Regions from separate parts of the Homo sapiens genome. Here region 1 is linked to region 2. The links are chromatin loops, found by intact Hi-C in ENCODE. Cell type or tissue: heart left ventricle. All regions are shown on one strand. Each heading gives the region's core, and the rest is flanking DNA. Links, peaks and the distances in the headings are about the cores only. Region 1 has its middle 19 kb from the start of SFPQ. Region 2 overlaps ZMYM6 (zinc finger MYM-type containing 6).

The links. A loop is a pair of places that touch in the nucleus more often than their neighbours do. Peaks named below come from ENCODE experiments on the same cell type or tissue, not always from the same donor. Only the 100,000 strongest peaks of a DNase experiment are listed, where the experiment ranks them.
Region 1: it touches region 2 in a loop (2.3-fold over the local background); 5 of 110 quality-filtered maps call a loop at or near these places.

Annotation. Positions count from the first base shown.
Region 1 is chr1:35,169,914-35,177,639 of GRCh38, reverse strand. It overlaps a transcript of SFPQ not described here. Among named protein-coding and RNA genes, the nearest start is that of SFPQ, 19 kb to the left of the region's middle. In heart left ventricle, for the core only: no CTCF peak of the experiment used is centred there; a DNase peak (open chromatin) is centred at 2,309.
Region 2 is chr1:35,011,696-35,019,421 of GRCh38, reverse strand. ZMYM6 (zinc finger MYM-type containing 6) reads left to right here. Exons shown (of 16, transcript NM_007167.4): 4 at 1-69; 5 at 4,260-4,434; 6 at 4,534-4,725; 7 at 6,841-6,991; 8 at 7,417-7,532. Among named protein-coding and RNA genes, the nearest start is that of ZMYM6, 16 kb to the left of the region's middle. In heart left ventricle, for the core only: no CTCF peak of the experiment used is centred there; no DNase peak of the experiment used is centred there.

The DNA of each region.
Region 1 (7,726 bases), core at 78-5,077, 160 kb before region 2:
AGAAGGTCAGGCATGGTGGCTTTACACCTATATTCCTAGCACTTTGGGAGGCAGAAGTGGGAGGATTGCTTGAGCCCAGCCTGGGCAAAATAGTGAGACCATGTCTCTACAGAAAAAAATATAGCCAGGTGTGGTGGTGTGTGCCTGTGGTCCCAGCTCCCTTGGAGGCTGAGGTGGGAGGGATCGCTTGATCCTGGGAGGTTGAGGCTGCAGTGAGCAAGTTAACATTTTTTGTTACAGGTGGATAGATACTTCTCAAGACATCACACAGCGTGAGTCAATCAAGGAGGGAAGCCACAAGCAGACTGACAACGTTTCTAGGTAAGTTAAATGATTCTTAGTCTGTTAAACTGTCTTCAGAAAGGCCCTTGGGTGGTACAAAAATAACAATACTAATGTGGGAACCATTAATTTTTTATTTTTTGAGATGGAGTTTCGCTCCTTTTGCCCAGGCTGTAGTGCACTGGCATGATTTTGACTCACTGCAACCTCCACCTCCTGGGTTCAAGCGATTCTCCTGCCTCAGCCTTCCAAGTAGCTGGGATTACAGGCATGTTCTGCCACGCCCGGCTCATTTTGTATTTTTAGTAGAGACAGGGTTTGACCATGTTGGTCAGGCTGGTCTCAAACTCCTGACCTCAGGTGATCTGTCCACCTTGGCCTCCCAAAGTGCTGGGATTACAGGCTTGAGCCACTCCGCCCTGCCTGTTAATTACAATTAATGCCATGTTCTTTCATTCATTAAAAGATTTTTTTTTTTTTTTTTGAGACGGAGTCTTGCTCTGTCGCCCAGGCTGGAGCAGTGGTGCACAGTCTTGGCTCACCGCAAGCTCCGCCTCCTGGGTTCACGCCATTCTCCTGCCTCAGCCTCCCGAGTAGCTGGGACTGCAGGCGCCCGCCACACACGCCTGGCTAATTTTTTTTTGTATTTTTTAGTAGAGACAGAGTTTCACCATGTTAGCCAGGGTGGTCTTGATCTCCTGACCCTGTGATCCGCCCTCCTTGGCCTCCCAAAGTGCTGGGATTGCAGGCGTGAGCCACTGCGCCAGGCCGATTAATAAGATTTCTTTGGTATTAGTTCACTTGACAGTTATATAATGTTATGTTTGAGAATTTGGTAACTCTGATTCTTGTATCCTTTGGAGTAATCATACCCTTTAATTAGCAGGATCAGGTGAGCTGTGTCCAGAAAACCAACGAGAAGGAGTGGAAGGAGGAATGAACGTTTCATTCTCGTTAATAAAGGCATTATCCTAATTATCCTTTGGTTTTGTTTTTGTTTTTTTAGTACTCGTTTATTTTCTAGAATTTACCTGACTTCAACGTATTCAAAGTGACATTAAAAAAAAAAAAAGATGGTCTGTATTACAGACACAGAACCAGATTAAGTATAATTCAGGATCCTATTGTGACTTGGCAGTGCTGCTTTCAGTCTCAGTTACTGATCAATTTTTATGGTCCATTTTAGATATTTGCCTTCACTGTAATTTTTATTTCTAAAATTAGCATGTTATTTAGCAATTACTACCTACATCTTGATTGGATTTCAGACATAGCATTTTGTATTTCCAACTTCTGTATGTACGAATTATAAGATGATGTTTATGAGATAGTCACACATCGCTTCACAAGTAAGTATAGTCAAATAACAATATAGTAATATCCCCTTATCTGCAACCATGGTTAACCACAATCTCAGAGTTATTAATTTTTAAATTGTGTGCTTTTCTGAGAGGCATCCTGTCCTTCCCACCTTGGGCAGAATACTGATGGGAATGTTGGATACAGCATATACATGCTGTATATGCTATTTGCCATCCAAAAAGGCCATGTAGGCTAGGCTAGGCTTTGGTACCATTTGTGATTTTGGGCATCCACTGTGGGGGGGTCTTGGAATGTTATCTCCTCACAGACAAGGGAGGACTCTACTGTGTTTTTGATTGGTCTGAGTAATAACGAAGGGCTGTCAATTTCTCAAAGTCAAATAAAATTTGATAATGGAGTGTGAAATGGGTAATTTTTGAGAATATCTAAATGTAAGGAAAAATCTGGAACTGACTTAAAAGCTGTTAGTAAAAATTGTACACAAATTATCTGTCCCCTTCACTCTTGGAGCCCTTATACTAAAACTTGCCAAGCTGTTAGTCTCGCACACTAATTATTATTATTACTATTTTTTGAGACTGAGTCTCTGTTGCCCAGACTGGAGCGTGGTGGCACCATCTCAAAACGTTCAATGCCACCTAGGTTTCACCACGTTGGCCAGGCTGGTTTCAAACTCCTGACCTCAGGTGAACTGCCCACCTCGGCCTCCCAAAAGTGCTGGGATTACAGGTGTGAGCCACCACGCCCGGCCTCACACAAACATTCCAGTTTTACAGTATGTTCTGCCAAAGCAAGCGCTCACTAAAGCATTGGTTCAGGACGAGATCTGAGGCTCATGCTTAAAGGTAATTTGTGTTGCTGTGTTTGCCTGTGGACTTTAATTTGGGGCCTCATTACTAATATTGCAGGATTTCAGGAAGTTAATTATTTTGCTTCAATTGAGCAGAAAAAAATTCAGGTTTGCTTGAGATTATTTGAAATAGCCACAAAGAAAGAGTTGAGGTACATCATCTACTCATCCCGTGAAATATTTTTTCTTTTTTTTTTTGAGGTGGAGTCTCGCTCTGTCGCCCAGGCTAGAGTGCAGTGGTGCATTCTCGGCTCACTGCAAGCTCTTCCTCGGGTTCATGGCATTCTCCTGCCTCAGCCTCCCGAGTAGCTGGGACTACAGGCACCTGCCAGCACACCCGGCTAGTTTTTTTGTATTTTTAGTAGAGACTAAAAATGTTAGCCAGGATGGTGTCGATCTCTTGACATTGTGATCCACCCGCCTCGCCCTCCCAAAGTGCTGGGATTACAGATGTGAGCCACCGCACCGGCCAATATGAAATTTGTATTGAGAAGTTGTGTACAGTTACTCCCAGGAATGAGACCAAGATCTGGTCAATTTTTTTCATACTGTGTTTTTTAAATAATCAGGTCAGCTTACACCCAAATCAAGAATCTTCTTGGAGTCATTGTTTGGCTCAATTCTGTTAATACTTGGTTTTCCCTCTTGTGGATCTGAAGCCTTGTGGTTCTCAAGGCAAAACCAATATAAAGTATATTATAGTGGTTAGGGGTATGTGAGGTCATTATTTCTGCAATTTGCCTGGCTGCGTTATCTTGTAAGTTTGTTTAGTTGTAGTTTGCTCATCTGCAAAACACCTTTTTCATAGGGTCATTGAGATAGAAAGTGATGCAAAAACATTTAGCAGTGCCTAAAGATGCAAAAGGAGCACATGGTATTTTCAAGTCTCTACCAGTGATAAGGTTCACAGGCAAAAACGATATTTCCCTTAGTATACCATGTAATCAGAAGAGCCTGATTAGCAGTTTTTTGATAGCAGGGAGAAAATTTAACTTGCAGATCATGTAGTCCATAGGGAACAATTAGAAAGAGCCTAAGTACTGAAAGGGATGGAAGTCCCAAGGAGAGGCCATCTGTTGCCAGTGTACTTAACCTCAAATGATAAGTAGAATTAAGTACAAGAATTGCTGCATAGCAGAGTTGTTGATTAGTTGGTATGTTAAGTACTTGACACAATACCTGACTCAGGTGTTCTAAAACAATAAGGGTGGAGAAGCCTAGAACTTAAACATGGCAAAGTCCACATTTTAACAAAATAGTGGGCACATAATGTTTTGTATCTAAAACAGGTTTAGTTCTAAACAGACTTGAAGAAACAGCACTATTGAAATAACTAAAGGATTCAGAGGTAAAGAAATTGTGGAAAGAATACACATAATTGGGGAAATATTCCATAATAACATTGTTAACATGGTAATACTTCACTAGGCTGCAGATTCAGCATAATCCTAGCCAATTTCTTGAAATTGATAAACTGATTGTGAAATTCACATAGAATATTGTAAGAGACCCAGAATAGCCAAAACAATCTTGGAAACAAATCTTGAACAAAGTCGAATTCACACTTCTGATTTCAAAACTTACTACAAAGCAATGGTAATCAAGGCTGTTGTACTAGCACAAGCATAGATGTAGAGTAATAGAATTGAGAGTCCAGAAATAAACACTCACGCATATGGCCAGCTGATTTTCAACAAGGGTACCAAAATCATCCGATAGAGAAATAATGGTGTTTTCAACAAGTGGTGCTGGGAAACTAGGTAGCCACATGTAAAAAAAGTTAGACCACACCTCACACCATATACAAAAATTAAAAAATGGATTGAAGCCCTAAATATGAGAACAAAAACTAAATATTTGCAAATCGTGCAGCTGATAAGGGATTTGTATGTAGAATATATAAAGAATTCTTAGGACTGGCTGGGCATGGTGGCTCATACCTATAATCCTAGCTGAGGCAGGAGGATCTCTTGAGGCCAGGAATTCAAGACCATCCTGCACAGCATGGCAAGACCCTGACTCTATAAAAAATTTAAAAATAAGGTGGGTGTGGTGGCACCTGCCTGTATTCCCAGCTATTCAGGAGGCTGAGGTGGGAGGATCACTTGAGCCCAGAAGGCTGAGGCTGCAGTGAGCTGTAATGGCACCACTGCACTCCAGCCTGGGTGACAGAGCAAGACCCTGTCTCAAAAAAATGAAAAAAATAATATTTAGTAAACACACTTAAGACATAGGCACTGATGCCTGTAATCCCAGCACTTTGAGAGGCCAAGGCAGGCAGATCACTTGAGGCCAGGAGTTCAAGACCAGCCTGGCTAACATAGTGAAACCCCGACTCTAGTAAAAATACAAAAAATTAGCCAGGTGTGGTGGCTGGTACCTGTAATCCCAGGTACTCAGGAGGCTGAGACAGGAGAATCATTTGAACCCAGGAGGTGGAGGTTGTGCACTCCAGCCTGGGCGACAGAGCAAGACTCCGTCTCGAAAAAGGCAAGGTGAATAGATATTTCTCAAGGAAGATTAGTAAGTGGCTAATAAGCTCCTGAAAAGATGCTAGACATTATTAGTCATTAGGGAAATCCAATCAAAACCCTTTACACTCATTAGGCTAGAATCAAGGCCAGGCTTGGTAGCTCACGCTTGTAAAACCAGCACTTTGGGAGGCCAAGGCGGGTGGGTCACTTGAGGTCAGGAGTTTGAGACCAGCCTGGCCAACATGGCAAAACTCTACTGAAAATACAAAATTAGCCAGGTGTGGTGGCGCATGCCTGTACTCCCAGCTGCTTGGGAGGCTGGGGCAGGAGGATCATTTGAACCTGGGAGGTGGAGTTTGCAGTGAGCTGAGATCGTGCCACTGCACTCCAGCCTGAGTGACAGAGTGAGACTCCATCTTGGGCGGGGGAGGCGGGGGGCAGAAATGGGAACCCTCATACATCACTGGTGGAAATGTAAACTGGTGCAGCCATGTTGGGAAACAGTCTCGCAATTCGGCAAATAAACATAGGGTCACCAAGTGACCCAGCAATTCCAATGCCCAAGAGAAACGAAAACATTTGCTCAATAACTTGTATGCAGATGTTTATACCAGCATTAATAATAGCCAAAAGCGCCAGGTTTGGTGGCTCACATCGGTAATCCTAATACTTTGGGAGGCCAAGGCAGGAGAGTTGCTTGAGCCCCAGAGTTTGGGAGTAGCTAGCCTGGGCAGCATGGTGAAACCCCATCTCTACAAAAAATACAAAAATTAGCTAGGCATGGTGGCACTGTGCCAGAACACCTGAGCCCAGGAAGTCGAGGCTGTGGTGAGCTGTGATTGTGCCACCTCATTCCAGCCTAGGTGGCAGAGCGAGACCCTGTCTCAATAATAATAACTAAAAGGTAGAAACAACGCAAATGTCCATCAACTGATGAATGGATGAGCAAAATGTAGTATATCTGTACGAAAGAATATTATTAATCCATAACAAGGAATGAAGTACTGATAACATGCCACAGCATGAGTAAAGCTTGAAAACATGCTAAGTGAAAGAAGCCAGTCACAAAAGACCACATATTGTATTCACATGAAATGGCCAGAACATGGAAATCTACAGAGACAAAGTAGATTAGAGGAAGTGGCCGAGAGAGTGATGGGGAATAATAGGTGTATCATAGCTGAATGATGCAGGGTTTCTTTTTGAGGTAATGAAAATATTCTAGGCCAGGCACAGTGGCTCACGCCTGTAATCCCAACACTTTGGGAAACTGAGGTGGGTGGGTCACCTGAGGTCAGGAGTTCAAGACCAGCCTGGCCAACGTGGTGAAACCCCATCTCTACTAAAAATACAAAAATTAGCCAGGTGCATGCCTATAATCCCAGCTACTAGGAGGCTGAAGCATGAGAATCACTTGAACCCAGGAGGTTGAGGTTGTAGTGAGCCAAGATGGAGCCACTACACTCCAGCCTGGGCAAGAGAGTGAGACTCCATCTCAAAAAAATAAAATAAAATATTCTAAAATTGAGTGGTGATGGATGCACATATCTGTGAATACACTGAAAACCATTGAATTGTATAAATGGATCAACTGTTAGATGTGTGAATTATATTTAAATAAAGCTTTATTGAAAAAAGACTTGGAGTGGTGTAAGAAGAGGCCTTGGCTGGGCGTGGTGGCTCACGCCTGTAATCCCAACACTTTGGGAGGCTGAGGTGCGCAGATCACCTGAGGTCAGGAGTTCGAGACCAGCCTGGCCAACATGGTAAAACCCCATCTCTACTAAAAATACAAAAAAATTAGCAGGCGTGGTGGCACACACCTGTAATTTCAGCTGCTTATGAGGCTGAGGCAGGAGAATTGCTTGAACCTGGGAGGCGGAGGTTACAGTGAGCCAAGATCGTGCCACTGCCCTCCATTCTGGGCAACAGAGTGAGACTCCATCTTAAAAAAAAAAAAAGGTCTTATAGGCACGGGTGAGATCATAAAAGGCCTTGTAGGCCATGCTAAGTATTTTGAACTTTATCTGAAGAGCAGTGGGAATCCTTGAACAAGAGCACCTGGATTATTAAAATCACTTCCTCACTGGTTTTACCCTCTGCTGTGCTGTAGTCTGTTTCTTAGCACTACCTCTAGTTCAGTTATCTATTGCTTCCTAACACACTACCCCTAAACTCAGTGGCTTTAGACAACAACTCATTATGGTTTTCAGGGTTGGCTGGGCTTGGCCAGGCAGCTCCAGGTCAGAGGGAGGCCAGGTCTGAAGTCTTCTGAAGGCTGTTGGTGTCCAAGTCCAAGATGGCTACTTCTCTCACATGTCTGACAACTCTGCTGAGATGATTGGAACACTTACATCCTTTCTTTTTCCTTAAAGTGATTAGATGTGTCTCAATTCCTAAAGGAAAAGGGACTGGTGATTGTTTTTCAGAACAGTGAGGAAGGTGCCTTTGGACAGGGTTCTACCCTGAGGCTGTGGCATGGCGAGGGAAAAGACACGTGAATGACAGATTCTGTGGTAGTGATCACAATGGATTGGAAAGCCGACTTGCATCAAGAGAAAAGAGGAGCAAAAGAAGCCAGTCTGTATCTGAGAAGAGGGCTTTGGACTGAGCAGTAAAAAAACATTTGTGTGATGACTTCTCCCTTGGCAAGACCTAAAGAAGAAGAAGAATTGCATCTGAGAATTTATCAATATTTTATCTTATGTCTTAGGTACTCTCCATTTACCTATTGGTTTGGAACCAGGAGTTTCTTTTCATCAAATATTAAGACAAAATAAAAACCTTTGGCTGGTGA
Region 2 (7,726 bases), core at 1,438-6,437:
CATCACCAGACATTCTTCACCTGCCTGCCTGCCACCTCCTCCCAAGAAAACCTGCACAAACTGCTCGAAGTATAAAATTCTTAACATCCCTTTTTACTTTACCTTTTTTTTAGTGTGTATATTGTTTAGTTCAAACATACTGTTGATACTTTAAATCTCTTCAGCATGTATCTGTAGAAATAACTTTTTAGTTAATGGAAGAATTCACCAATTTTAAAGTTTTGCAACATTAAATAAGTGACTTGGTGTTAGAATATTGCCTAAACCAGTTTTCTATCACTTTAAATTTTACTATGGAAAGAAATAACAAATGACATGTGGGAATTGCAGGACTATCCTGTAATTGTAGACACCCACCATTTAAATTTATTTAACAGTTATCTTGAAAGCTATTGGGTATAGCATAAAATAATATCACTCTTTTAATAGTATACAAAAGCTATTTAATTCTTTAAAAAGTAAAAACTCTACATGGTCGCAAAAATGTGTTTATTTCTAATGTCCTTGTGGGGTCATTGTTGCTTTACAATAATGCTTAGATGCAGAGAGAGGAAAAAACAGCAACAAAGTCACATAAATCTTTCCCTGACTTAGTACATTTGAAGGATTTGGCATATTTTGCCTATTTCTGTGGTAGTGTAATTTGAGGAATACAGTGTGTTGTTAATAGTCACTACAGGCAAAAAACAGTAAGAGCTTGCTTTTAAATTGTGGCTCTGTCATTTATCTCTGTGACTTCGGGCTAGATGTTTAACTTTCTAAGCCTCCATTTCTCATCAGTAAATAATAGTTGCTTCCTAGGACTTTAATGAGACAGTGTTAGCAAATGGCCTAGCACATAGCAAGTACTTAAAAAATGGAATCCTGTTATTATTAATAATAAAAATTATATCGTGCGATTATTTATAATTAACATAAATAAATATAATAAATATATGTGTATATAATACATATTACTATGTATACTTAACATATCACTTGTAGGCCCCTATTTTGTCTTTGGCTGTGTTTATCTGCTTTGTGTCTTGACTTAAACTATTTAAAAGTAGATCCTGCTATATGGAAATTTCCAAGTAAAGAGGAGAGAGGATTTTTTTTTTTCTTTGTTGCCCATGGTAGAGTGATCACAGCTCACTGCAGCCTTGAACTCCCCGGGCTCAGATGATCCTCCCACCTCAGCCTTTCAAATAGCTGGGACCACAGGCGCATACCACCATGCCCGACTAATTTTTGTATTTTTTTGTAGAGATGGTTTTGCTATGTTGCCCAGGCTGGTCTCAAACTCCTGGGCTCAAGCAATTAGCCTGCCTCAGCCTCCTAAAGTGCTGGGACTATTGGTGTGAGCCATCACATGTGGCCAGGAGAGAGGAATTTTAAAATATTTATATACTCTAAATTAGTTTGTTGCAAAATACCATTCTAATTAATGCTTTTATGTCATTCTCATGAAACTAATCTGAAAGAGTAAACTTAGTTTTCTATTTTTAGATATTGTTTCAACATACCAAATACCAAAATAAAATTAAATAATTTTAAAGAACATAACACAACTTATACATCCAAATGCCTATTGTTTTCTTAAAAGTAGTCACCCCCGTCAGTGACTTTTTAGCATAAGGTTAGGAGACAGATTCTTATCTTTTCAGCATGCATTTGATTTTTACAAATTTTCAAAGGCTGCTTGATACCTTAATCAGGCCAATATATTAGCTAATTAAATTAAGTCATACTGTTAAAACATGATATTTATAAAATTAAAAGTTAAAAAATAGTCTAAGGGTTTATCTTAAGTTTTATCTTAAAAAAATTAGAAAAATGTTTTGAGCTATGTTATTGTTGGAAGGTGTGGTTTTTCTACGGTAAATGTTACGATATAACACTCATTTGCATGTGTAAGGTTCAGAGTACACTTATAATTTATGTGCACAGATTTTCATTATAAAGTCATTCTCTTTGATTTACATATTTTTACTTGCTATTTTTGTACTTATTATGCCACTGGCAGATTCACCTTATTAAGTGAAACTCTTTATTGCTCTGTTTTCAGTAGAAAAATCACTTTTCAAAATTAATACTTCATCTGTGTATAAGCATATTCTTTTGGTTTCTAAGATTTGCTGTCATATTTTTAAAGTTGAGTTTTAAAGAATTAAAATAATTTTTGTTGTTGTTATTTTCTCATGGTTTACCATTGAATATACCTGTATAATAAAGGTGCAGGATGGGAGGCAGGATAGTGGAATAATTAATTCCATAGACTAGAATCAGATTGCCTGGATTAGTATTTCAGCTTTATTGCCTACTAGCAATATGACTTTGACAAGCTATTTAACCTCTCATTCAGTTTCCTCATCTGTAAAGTGGCAGTTACAGTAATACTTAACCTTATAGTGGTTTGGGGATTTTTTTTTTTTTTTGAGACACGGTCTCACTCTGTCACCCAGGCTGGAGTGCAGTGGCGTGATCCCAGCTCACTGCAGCCTCTACCTCCCGGGCTCAAGCAATCCTCCCACCTCAGCATCCTGAGTAACTGAGACCATGGGCATGAGCCAGCATGCCCTGCTAATTAAAAAATTTTTTTTATAGAGATCGGGTCTTGCTCTGTTGCCCAGGCTGGAGTGCAGTGGCATGATCATGGCTCACTGGAGTCTTGAACTCCCTGGGCTCAAGCAATCCTTCTGCCTTGGCCTTCCAAAGTGCTAGGATTATGGGGGTGAGCCACTGCACTCCATCATTTTTGTGGTATTTAAATTGGGTAATTTGAGTAAAGAGAATAATGCTTGGCACATAGTAATTACTCAACACACTTATTGTAGTATATATTATTGCCATTATTATTTACTTTGTGGCCTGCACTAGTGTTTATAATTAGTGACTATTTCCTTTAGTTTTTATACTTGTCAGAAGAATGGCAATACTTAACCTCTGTTTTACCAGGGTATTGCTATTTGTGCTTATTGCAATAATTAGCTCTTACAAATTGGCTCTAGGAGTCTCACAGAACCACCCAATTATTTTTGTTCTTCCTGTCTCGTTCTTGTTTCCATCTGTCCTCTGATACAAAGCCTTAACAGCCCTTTTGTCATATATCATGCTTATTTTTTGTCTTCTGTTAGCTCATTTGTTTCTCAAAATCTTGCACTTTTAATTTTTAAACATTCATTTATTGTCTTGGCTGGACACGGTGGCTTATGCCTGTAATCCCAACACTTTGGGAGGCTGACGCAGGCGGATCGCGAGGTCAGGAATTTGAGACCAGCGTGGCCAATATGGCGAAACCCCGTCTGTACTAAAAATACAAAAATTAGCCTGGCATGGTGGCACGTGCTGGTGTCCCAGCTACTCGAACCGGAGGCTGAGACAGGAGGATCGCTTGAACCCAGGAGGTGGAGATTGCAGTGAGCCGAGATCGTGACACTGCACTCCAGCCTGGGCAGCAGAGCGAGACTCCGTCTCACAAAAAAAAAAAAAAAAAAGAAAGAAAAAATTCATTTATTGTCTCATTTCAGTTCTACTTTGGGCAGCCTCTGGCTAATGAGAGAACCAGTGTCTTGTGGTCTGGAGTTGTGGGATGGACACTGGTCCCATTGGCTATAGCAGATGAAACTTGGTTGGGGCTGGAAGCCTTCCTATTTTTGTCTTCAGCATCTGGCTGGCCACATATATATATATATATATTTTTTTTTTTTTTTTTTTTTGAGATGGAGTCTAGCTCTGTTGCCAAGGCTGGGGTGCAGTGGCACAATCTCGGCTCACTGCAACCTCCACCTCCCGGGTTCAAGTGATTCTCCTGCCTCAGCCTCCCGAGTAGCTGGGATTACAGGCGCCCACCACCACGCCCATCTAGTTTTTGTATTTTTAGTAGAGACGAGGTTTCACCATGTTGGCCAGGCTGGTCTCGAACTCCTGACCTCATGATCCGCCCACCTCGGCCTCCCAAAGTGATGGGATTACATGCATGAACCACCGCACCTGGCCCTGGCTGGCTATATTTTAAATATAATTCACTCTTGACAAATTTATGAATTAGATATTATAAGCCCCATTTTATACATGAAGAAATTGAGATAGTAATTACATCATTCATTGTCACTCACCTGATAAATAGCAGAACTCATCAAACCCAGGTTTGCAGATTCCTTATCCTTTTTCTACCATACAGTACCTGCCCTTAGTAAGTGTTATTTCACCTCACAAAGAGGAGGAAGTTACAGTTGTGAAGAATACATTTCATTTTTACCTTTGTTATTTATTTTTAGAGACATTTTAAATCCTAAGGATGTGATCACAACTCGCTTTGAGAATTCCTATCCTAGCAAAGATTTCTGCAGCCAATCATGCTTGTCATCTTATGAGCTAAAGAAAAAACCTGTTGTTACCATATATACCAAAAGCATTTCAACTAAGTGCAGTATGTGTCAGAAGAATGCTGATGTAAGTTACATTTTACTTTTATTGGGATTCTGCTGAAAGAGATTTTTTTTTAACTGGCTCTGCTTATTTTGTGTGTGTATGTGTGTGTTTATTTCCTAGACTCGATTTGAAGTTAAATATCAAAATGTGGTACATGGTCTTTGTAGTGATGCCTGTTTTTCAAAATTTCACTCTACAAACAACCTCACCATGAACTGTTGTGAGAACTGTGGGAGCTATTGCTATAGTAGCTCTGGTCCTTGCCAATCCCAGAAGGTTTTTAGTTCAACAAGTGTCACGGCATACAAGCAGGTATGAATATCTATTTGTTGCATGTACTTAGGCCCACTCCTTCTGATTTGGCTGCACAGGGATGAACTACAAAATGAGAGTGAGCTCCTCCCATTAGTCCATCCTGATATGTGATTTCCCTTCCAGAAAATGGGATAGATTCTGATGGTGTGAGGGATGATTGTGGTGGTAAGTTGATATAGGTAAAATAGGTCCCTTTTTTAAGGCTCCCTTCATAGCTAAGAATTTACAAATGTGATTTCTTTTCTTTTTTTGAAATCGAGATAGGGTTTTGCCATGTTGCTCAGGCCGGTGTTGAACTCCTGAGCTCAAGCCATCCACTCGCCTCAGCCTCCCAAAGTGCCGGGATTACAGGCATGAGCAACCACACCTCGGCCTCATAAATGTAATTTCATGATTTTCTGTGAGCATGAAATATTTTGTGATGTATTGATAGCAAGAAAACCATATTATAAATAAACCATAAGCAAGAGTTAAGATGATAAAATCAGTGAATCTAAACAAAGCTTGTCTTTTTCATTTCAAAATGTGTTTGGGAATGAATTGTAATTATTTGGTCAACACTGTCTCATGAGAATACTTCAAGTAATTTTATTTATTGTAATGAATAATGGATTAAGCCGGTTACTAAATATTATCACCTTGTGTCAATTTAATTATTACTAATTTGTGGTTTTAAAAAGTTTTTCTTAAAGAAGTATCTTGTAAGGCCGGCGCGGTGGCTCACGCCTGTAATCCCAGCACTTTGGGAGGTCAAGGCGGGTGGATCACGAGGTCAGGGGTTCGAGACCAGCCTGACCAACATGGTGAAACCCTGTCTGTACTGAAAATACAAAAATTAGCTGGGCGTGGTGGCGGGCGCCTGTAATCCCAGCTACTCAGGAGGCTGAGGCAGGAGAATTGCTTGAACCCGGGAGGTGGAGGTTGCAGTGAGCTGAGATTGTGCCACTGCAGTCCAGCCTGGGTGACAGAGCAAGACTGTCTCAAAAACAAACAAACAAACAAAAAAAAAAAACAAAGATGTATCTTGTAAATGATAATTAAACTTTTTTTCAGTTAGCAAGTTTGATTTGTTGCTTCCTTTGAGCAGTTGGTAATGGACATATGGACATTCATCACTGAAAAGAATCTCTTTTTTTAAGATTTGCCATTTTTGGCAGTCTGGTTCTACTTTCACAGGAAAAGAATCCATGTTATTTTATATATGATCCCAAAATCAGTTCCATTTCTAATTTTGTTACTAGTATTGTACTCTGTCTTTTTACTAGGAAGATTATGTAGTGAAACCTCACAATTTATATTTTCCTACAATTTCTTTTCATATTGAGAGACCTTATAATGTATCACTGACAGCATAGTGTAGTGGTTAGGAGCCTGAACTTTGGAGCCTGATGAAATGAGTTTAATTTCCTACTTCTTCTGCTCATCTGTTAATTTAAACTTTTTGTTAATGTAATTTTTGAGAGCGCCTCACTCTGTTGTTGAAAGGTTTCTGTGATACACTATATATAAATTTCTTAGCCTGGGGCCTGACTCATGGTAAGCATTCAGTAAGTTATAATATTGGTTATGTAAATGGTAGCTATTTTTATTATTTCTTAAAACATGAATAAACTTATAAGCAGATTTTATTATGAAACTCAGCTTGAAAAATAGGTAGTTGTGTAGGATCTCTATTAATATACATTAAATATCATTTCTATCTCCTGCTAAAGAATCTCACAAATTAAGTAACCTTAAAGGTGGTAGACTCTTCTAGATTGATGTACAAGACTATACCAAGAATGACCCTTTGGTTCATGGGTTAGCTGGTCTTCTCTGGTTATTGGTGATTAAAAAGTATGTAATGACTATTTAATTCATTACTTGTGTTTGAATTCATGTGTTTTGTTTGCTAAGATCTCTATCTGAATAGTTACTAATTTTCTTCAGTTTCTATTTTATTGTTGTCTGGAAGAACTTATTTTCCCACCTCCCAATAGTGTGGTTTCATCATCATGCTCAAATATTTCAACCAAGGACCGTGGTTGTAGGTAGCTTTTCTTTTTACTTTTTTGAACAATATGTAAATATGTATGTTTGTACTAGGTATCTAATGTTATTTTATTTTAATAGAATTCTGCCCAAATTCCTCCATATGCCCTGGGGAAGTCATTGAGGCCCTCAGCTGAAATGATTGAGACTACAAATGATTCAGGAAAAACAGAGCTTTTCTGCTCTATTAATTGCTTATCTGCTTACAGAGTTAAGACTGTTACTTCTTCAGGTAATGTTTAAATTTGATAAATTTATAGATTTAATAACTATTGAAGAAAAACGTAACTGCTTTTCTCTGATTTTGTTACAAGCTAAATTTATCTATTTAGTTAAATAAAAACCCAAGACTGACTTTTAAATAACTGACTTTTATGTGAAAATAGTTTTTCCCCGATTTTCTTGGTTGCAATATATACAGTATTTTATAATTTCATATGTGAGAGGAAAGAAAAAACACTTAAAATTTCCAAGTTAGTTTTTGTGTAAGTGGGACTTAATAGAGGTTAGTTGTGGTTAGATTTCAGATTTTTATAAAGTTCCTTGATTTTTTTGGTATATTATTGATTATTTAATTTTTTCATTCTCCCAATACATTTTTGTATTGTTTGTTCATTGGTATAACTTAATCATTGTTTTTAATTTTTTGTCACCAAGGTGTCCAGGTTTCATGTCATAGTTGTAAAACCTCAGCAATCCCTCAGTATCACCTAGCCATGTCAAATGGAACTATATACAGCTTCTGCAGCTCCAGTTGTGTGGTTGCTTTCCAGGTATGATCTAAGGTAGCACATTATGCATGTGGTTCTGTTAGGCATCGATCTGTGGCACAGTGTTAACTGCTGAAGGCCTGTTCTTATGAAAGTTTAAATTTGAATTAAAAAGAAAAAAATTTGTTTCATCCAGGGGCCCAACCAGGTCATTTCTACAAAATATCTGAACCCAGATATTGGGTCTCAGCAGTTTC